Regions from separate parts of the Homo sapiens genome. Here region 1 is linked to region 2. The links are chromatin contacts, found by Hi-C or POLR2A ChIA-PET in ENCODE. All regions are on one chromosome and are shown on one strand. Each heading gives the region's core, a stretch centred on a gene start or an enhancer-like site at or near the end of the contact. The rest is flanking DNA. Distances are from core to core; before and after follow the strand shown.

Region 1 (3,897 bases), core at 1,393-3,892, 170 kb after region 2:
TCCTTTGCAAAGTGCAAATTTCTTTTAAGTTTTGACTCCTCTAAGGACACCTCTGTTCTGTATCGCTGCCAAAAAGCAACAGCCTAAAGAAAGCTCAACTGTACAACAGCAATAACCACCTGCACACAAAATCGACCAGCCGCATAAAACCTTCCAACTGATGTCTACACTCTGCAACAGAGATATATACACATGAAATAGACTTATCCAGGACTACAGAGCTCCTAAAAGGTAAACCTTGAAAAATTGACCACAAAATAAACCTGAAGTCTAGAAACTTCTCAATCATGTCATAATATAAAGTAGAACAAACAAAAACAACAGCTCTTTCTAAAAGTCTTTAACTCATTACATTTCCAAATCAGCACAATAATGTCTTACTGGTAAACTTGATGGTCTTTCTTGCTGTATTAAGTTCAAGTCTTCATGGTTAGGTTTTCCGGGGGCCAGAGGAGGTTGAGATCTAGTTCCATAGCCTTCCTGAGACATGTCCTAAAAAAAAACACAAACACAAAGCACTTCATAAATATCTCAATGAGTTATAAGCTTCTTCAGTAACTAAAATTAAACAAAAGCTTGGCTGGGCACAGTGGCTCATGCCTGTAATCCCAGCACTTCGGGAGATCAAGGCAGGCAGATCGCTTGAGCCCAGGAGTTCAAGACCAGCCTGGGCAATGTAGGGAGACTCCATCTCTACAAAAATAATAAAAAATTAGCCGAGTGTGGTGGTGCAGCTACTTGGGAGGCTGAGGTGGGAGGATAGCTTGAGCCTGGAGGTGGAGGCTGCAGTGAACTTTGACTGCACCGCTGCACTCCAGCCTGGGTGACAGAGCGAGACCCTGTGTCAAACAAAACAGAACAAAACAAAACAAAAGCTTATCACAACCAACAACTGTTACATTTTAGCAGGCATATAAATATGTTATGGCTATAATTTAATACATTATCAGAAGCAAAAATTTTAAAAAGCAGTGAATAACAGCAGAAATATAAACTATATATATATATATATATATATATATATATATATATATATATATATATAATTAACAACTAAATTTATTATGAGACCATACCAAGTACTGTATTTGAGTTTTGCAGGAAGAAGACTAGTTCATAAAAACAGGGAGGGAGGTCAGCTGTAGCCAAACCAAACTGTCTTTAAACCCAGAGTGAACCCAGAGCAAACCAAAAGCTCCCTGGATTGTTGAATTCCGATTTTGGTCAAACTGCCTTTAATATTACCTCAAAAAGTTGAAATAACTAACGAAAACCTTACTATCAACTATATCTTAACAGGTCCTCTCAATTACCCACATAACAGCGTAAATCGTTATTAAGCTCATAGGATCCTGAGGTTTCTATAAAACCAATAAACACGCATATATAGAACTCCATATGTTCATGGGGCATAGTTTTCAGAGAACCATCATAAAGAATAAAACAACAGTGGGGAACAAAACACACCCAAAAAACCTGAATAGGCACAATAAACTTATAATTAACACGGCCTTTCTGGCATCTTGTCAAACACTCTTCCAAGAGGTATTCTGCATGGTTTCAGCATTGTGCTGAAATAATTAGCATATATAACCCAAATACCACACCACACCACATTTACTGTATACCAGATCTCTAGCTACCTGTGTATGCTCAGCTACTAAACATTCTACCATCGTTTCCCCCTGAAGTCAAACAGCAGGACAGAATTGTTAAATACTTATTATAGCATGTCTCAATTGGCACTGAAAGTTGAAGAACCAGTTTCTAATTGAAGAGAAAAAAAGAATGGAAAATATTGCTTTAAAATAAAATTATCTCCCTTCCCTTGTCAGTTCAAATATGTGTTGGTATTAAAGAAACATCATATACAAGTTCTACTTCTGTTAAGTCCCTGGAATATTGCTTTAAAAATTAATGTTTATTACTTGAAATCCTATAAAAAGCTTCTGCTGTCCCACCCCTTTCTTGCACACTTAAAATTACATGGCTTCTTAAGCCAGGAAACTTTGGAGCAATAGCTGGTACCACCAAGTACACAAGCTGTACAAACTGGATTTAACCAGCCTAGTGTTGGTGCGACCTGCTTTTCAACACGCTCTGAAATACAGGAGCGTGCCAATAATTCCAGCTTTTCACATGTAGCCCTTCTTCCCTTTAAATACATCTCCACCAAAAAAACAAACAAACAAAAAACAAACAAAAAAAGCCTCAGATATTTAACCTCTACTAGTAATGTACCCAGTTCATATCATATTTTTCTAAGAGAATTCAATGCTATTTGTCTAGGTTTTTATTTGATAACAATAAGGTGAGAGTAAGCACAGGCAATCCAAGGACACTTACAGAGTGGCTCTGCAATCTGGTTGCCAGCAGAGGGTGACAATTAAGCTTGTGGGGCACAAAAGCAAAGGCTGAAAGATTATGACCACTCTCCCCACCACCTTCCCCCTCAAACACCACGTTTCTTCCAGATTCTAGATTTCCACTTGTCACACAGACTTCCCGCTGGGTGCCCTGCAGGTTCCTTTCCATAAACAGCATGGATTTCAAATCAAGCAGGGCACAAGGCCTCTATTCAGGGGCCTTCACCCTGTTACAAAAAAGCACAAAGGTGCAGGACAGCCTCACAATGGGCAAACAAATGAGCAGGCCCCGCCTCCTCCTCCAACACACGTGCACACAGTGTCTGCCCAATGCCTACTTTTTTTTTTTTAAAGTAAACTTCAGCTAGGAAATAGTAACAGGCTCAAAAGTCCTATGCATATTACCCTTTTATGTTTCTTTTTATTTTCTCTTCTTCGCTCAATGAACTGCTTTCTAAAGAGGCTGAAAAAGATCATTACAACTATAGTGGATAAACATTTCAATTTAGACATCGTCCCCCTAAAATAAGCAACACAGACTAACAGACTATGAAAGCTATCAGAAAAATGTATTGTGGCCTTATATTTCACTCTTTAAGGCTTTAAAAGTTCAAAATAATTAGATGCCACCAAAATCTCAAATACTATTCCTAACCACAAGAAGCTTTCAGCTATTAAGTACAGTTGGAAATAAAATCAAAACAAAATTTAGTGAGAACTATTGAAAAGGAAACGTGTTCTGCCTCAGCTTATGTTTGAACATAAGTATTAATTTAATAAGGGAGCACATAGAAAAGGTGCCAAGTTTAAACCTAGAACAATCAACAACTACATATAACTTACAGTGGGACTATAAAGTCTGTTTGGCTGTTTTAATAATGATATAAAAATATTCCATAAGAAACTTGAGCTTTTTCATCTTAAAAAGCTATATTTATTTTTTGGTACATACTTATTTTCATCTCAAGAAGAGCAAATACACAGTAAAAAGGCAATGACAGTATCAGAAAATAAAGAATATGTTCAGCATCATATTTTATAAACAAAGAAGCACAGCTTTACACTTTAAAACATTACTGCCATCTTTGGTTATTTGTAAGTTTAAGCAGCCAGTGAACACCAGTGTGTAAACCAATATACACATATAAATAATTACATTTATCTGCTGTATAGAATGCCATATTGTGGTAATACTGCAATGCACAAGAACCAGGCAATGGAAATGAGGTTTCCCCTTTCAGAATTCATCAGTACTGTTTTTCTACATCTCACTCACAATCTTTTAACCATTGATGGACTCTGGCCTTAACCTTCTTTATGTTACGAGTCAAAGGTTAAAGGGAAACTGACTCACAAACAAAGGTGTGAAAAAAGTTTAGCGTAGTAGTAATTACACATTTGTTTCAGAAATTTTCAGTTTGGTATTTCTTCACCCCGCCCCCCCCCTTTTTTTTTTTTTTAAGAAACAAGGTCTCGATCTGTGGCTCAGCCTAATCATAGCTCACTGTAGCCTCTAACTCCCAGGCTCAAG
Region 2 (3,909 bases), core at 149-2,648:
AGCACTGTCTAGAATATACATTTATTTGTCTTACAAGTTCGCAGGTAAATTAGAGATAGCTTGAATGTACCAAATGAGGTTAAAAAAAAAAAAGAGTACTCACTATATAGAGGGCAATGTCCTAAATTATATTCTTCGATTAGTAATTCAAGAAGATTGGCTTTTTATAATTAATGTGAAAAGACATGTGAAACCATGGAAATTTGGATAATTTTCTTGGCCAATCATCCTCAATACATGGAGATCATGAGGTGTTTAGTGGCAAGTACTTGGGCCCTCTTCATAAACTCTGTGACAGTGGCAAGGGTAAGACAGACCTATTCTTAGGTCCGTGTGAATTAAACTGGTTGTGGTTCTTGTTGAATTCTGAGAAGAAATGAGGAATGCTTCCAGTCACTTTGCAAATAACTCTATCATGATCAAGTTACTCCCATGGGATGGTGCTACAAAATCAATACATAGTTCATGGTTTTCAGCAATTAGCAATTGAATTAATTCTTCTACTCATCAAGAATTCTTGGTGGTGTCATTAACTTTAGTGAGAAATTAAAAGAACACATTGTAGCAACCAAATACTGATACATTACTACTATGATCGTGTTCATCTTGTGCTTCCCACTGACTGTGCAATTCTGCTGCTGCATCCAAAATTAAAACACTGGGTTGCTTTATTCTAGTACAGCCTCATGGAAATCGGCTCTCTTTCAAATCTTTAAAGTAGAATACGGGTCTCACCTGCCACCATCTGACTTTACCGATCTTCTGGAGGATGCATTTCTTATATTCTGCCAAACCCACTAGTAATTACACTATAACTTCTTACTATGGGTTGTATTTAGTTGCTCCTTTAATTTCTGCAACATGAAGAACTGGTCAGGATCTTTCCTTCCACCATGATAAATGACAATATAATTTTGTTAAGAGACAGCATTGGTTGGTTGCATGGTAGACTCCGCATCTGTGGAAATCACTGTACATCTTATCTCAGTTAGTAAGAAGCTAGAGTATGGTAAGATGGTACAGCTCTGCAACACAGCACAAGGATTTCATGGGTCATTTCTTTAAAAACCTGCATAATACCTAATGGTGTAAATGAAAAATACATTTTTGATAATCCATACATTCAACAAATGTCCTAGTCTCAGGCATTTATTTAGATGAGTTAGAAAACCCACAAGTTATTTAGACATAGCATCCTTCTGTTCAGTGTTTTCTATTTCACTTGCTTCAAGAACGGAAAAAAATCCCACTTATTCTCAGAATGAAGAAGCAGGCTGGCTGACACCAACTTCGATATGCTCCAAGCAAACTACTGAAATACAGAATCTGCTCAGGCTTCCGCTTAGTGGTTCCGGTTAACAGTTTATCTGAAGTGCGTGGGTGTGAACTTATAACACTTCCTATTGTTCAGCATGGGGTGTGTGTGCCTCTGTCTCTAATAAGATCACCTCACCCTTTACCAAAAGGTCCTGTATCAGGGCAGAGGGGTGGGGAAGATGTTGGTGAACAGGCTGTCAACACAATTCTTTATTGTGAATAAATCCTATCTCAGATTAGAGCAGTATAAACCAGAAAGTAATGTTCTTCCCTACCTTTCAACTGAGAACACAGAACCACAGCAATTTGGTGTCCTCACCTTGAAGGAGTTAAGCCCCTGCTTTGAGAGATAAACCTTTTCATGTCATACAGCTCGAAAGTTCATTCAAAACGGGGCTAGACTTTCCTAAATCCTTATCCAAAATATTACAGACTATTCATGTGTCATTAGGTCCTAAAAATACAGATAAATGGGCACTTCAGAGGCTATCTGACTTGGATACTCCCGAGCCATGAAGGGAATAAGGATACTTCCAATTCCCGAACTTGAGAGAACAAGACAGCTCCCACGCACCGTTCACAGGGCCATATACCTTTATTCTAAACAAACTAATACACTGTCAAAAACCTGCCGGATTAAGCTTTTCAACTCTCCTCCCTACTGTGGTCTGAGTGTTCCAAGTCTTTTTCTAAACCTCACTCCTAGGCTTGAAGATAGATTAGCTATAAAGGACGATCAGCCAACAGGTAGAAAACAGAAGTGAGTATGATGTGGTCTATGTGAATTATGTCCTCATAAAAGCCCTTAAAGACCAACTTATAAAACGTTACTCACCCAGCCTGCTATCATAGATTCAAACCAGAACTTTTCTTTTATTAATTAAACATACTAAAACTACACAATGTTTTTCGCATGGGTCCTCCTCATAACTCTGTGACAGGTGCGAGGGTAAGACAGACCCTTGCAAGTTGGTTTAATAGTCTGATCACTAATACCCATGAGATCCCTTTTGGGGAGATACCTTCCCACAGAGAACTTGGGGCAAAGAAACTGAAAAGTCTCTGGCAAGGCAAAGGACAAGTTAAGTCAGAGGATACATGGTGATGCACGGACTTCTAGACTTAACTATTTAAGTCAGCACAGCTTTGATTAAAGATAAACTGGAGTTGGCCCAGCGCAATGGCTCACGCTTGTAATCCCAGCACTTCAGGAAGCCAAGGCAGGCAGATTGCTTGAGGTCAGGAGTTCGAGACTAGCCTGGCCAACATGATAAAACCCTGTCTCTACAAAAATGCGTGGTGGTGGGCACCTGTAATCCCTGCTACTTGGGAGGCTGAGTCAGGAGAATTGCTTAAACCTGAGAGGCGGAAGCTGCAGCGATCTGAGATCATGCCACTGCGCCCCAGCCTGGGTGACAGAGCGAGACTCCGTCTCAAAAAAAATAAAAAAAATAAACTGGAGTCATAAAACATTTACATACAGAGGATTCTCCGCATTAAAATGAGACATTTTTAGTCTGGATGACTGCTAAGTGGCCTGAAAGGTGTGGGAATATAATGTGCTTTGGGTTTGACTGAGGCACAACTCTCAGGGTGGCGGCTGGCACAGCTCAGCCTGGGTCCCACTGCACTTGCCACTCCACTCAGGACCGACTCTGGGGAGGTGAATAAAAACTGTGTCTTTGTGGATAAAACAGCCATTAAATAAAAGATGGAACTTTAAGGAAAGCTTCTCAACTTTAGTTAACTTCAGATGTGAAGACATGAATAGTAAATAGGCAGTATGACCAAAAATGTGATTTGGTTGAAAGCAGGAACCACTTCTAACTTTGGGAATCTTGAGGATCTGCGAGGCATCCCCTGTGAAAGTCCATGATGTCCTGAAGTACATCAACTACCATGCTGAAAATCTGGCATTCTCATCAAAACACACCCTTTGCAATAGCTTTAAAGCTCAGGCATACAATTCCAAGGTCTACTGGGCCACGTGAAAACCCACTTGTGGAGGGAAAGGTCTATTCTCCACATTTGGGTATGGCATCGCTAGCCCGGCCTTCCCCCAGGAAGTCCGGATTCATAGCACTCTGCTATCTGTAAGAAAAGAGGTAGGTTCTGAACTTTCCTCAGGCAGAACACCAGACATAAAATGCTGAACAGCCACCAGCTCCATTCTCTCGAATCCTCGCTTTGATGTAAGGTAAGAGGCGGCGGGGAGAACACCAAATAGAGGGATGGTTTATATTTCTCTCACCAGGGCAAATTAATAAAAACAAAACCTAATTTTTCCCTTCTCTCACCCATTCTTATTCCTCCTCAATATTTTTCCTCTTTCTAAGATTCCTTTTTTGTTTGAGAAGCTTAATATTTGGCTGCCTCTGAAGAAATGGGTATAGTGACAGATGAAAGACTTGTATTCATCGTCTAATTCAGAATAAGGGGAAAAATCGACTGCTGTGCATTTTAGATTCTAACAACCTTGCAATTTTGTATAGTCGTTTCCCCCACCCGTTCTTTTGAAGAAATCTGCTTTTATTCTGCTAATAACTAACCACAGTTGCAGCAGCATGGATCCGATTAGCAGTTCTTATGACA

The links. A loop is a pair of places that touch in the nucleus more often than their neighbours do. ChIA-PET counts read pairs that join two places held with the same protein, here RNA polymerase II (POLR2A). Pooled maps may share reads with other maps.
Region 1: a loop to region 2 is called in a pooled map, with 4 times the contacts of the local background. The contact joins two enhancer-like sites. A Hi-C loop is called at or near these places in 3 of 50 pooled maps. POLR2A ChIA-PET finds 5 or more read pairs at or near these places in 3 of 52 experiments (WTC11, activated CD8-positive, alpha-beta memory T cell and activated T-cell).

The regions. Positions count from the first base shown.
Region 1 is chr6:156,932,061-156,935,957 of GRCh38, reverse strand. ARID1B (AT-rich interaction domain 1B) reads right to left here. Exons shown (of 20, transcript NM_001374828.1): 4 at 382-492. Among named protein-coding and RNA genes, the nearest start is that of MIR4466, 150 kb to the right of the region's middle. Within about 2 kb of position 2,642, at least 11 of the 41 ENCODE cell types and tissues checked have a DNase peak (open chromatin) inside an H3K27ac peak, as active enhancers do.
Region 2 is chr6:157,097,825-157,101,733 of GRCh38, reverse strand. All of the region lies in intron 5 of ARID1B (AT-rich interaction domain 1B), which reads right to left. Among named protein-coding and RNA genes, the nearest start is that of TMEM242, 220 kb to the left of the region's middle. Within about 2 kb of position 1,398, at least 5 of the 41 ENCODE cell types and tissues checked have a DNase peak (open chromatin) inside an H3K27ac peak, as active enhancers do.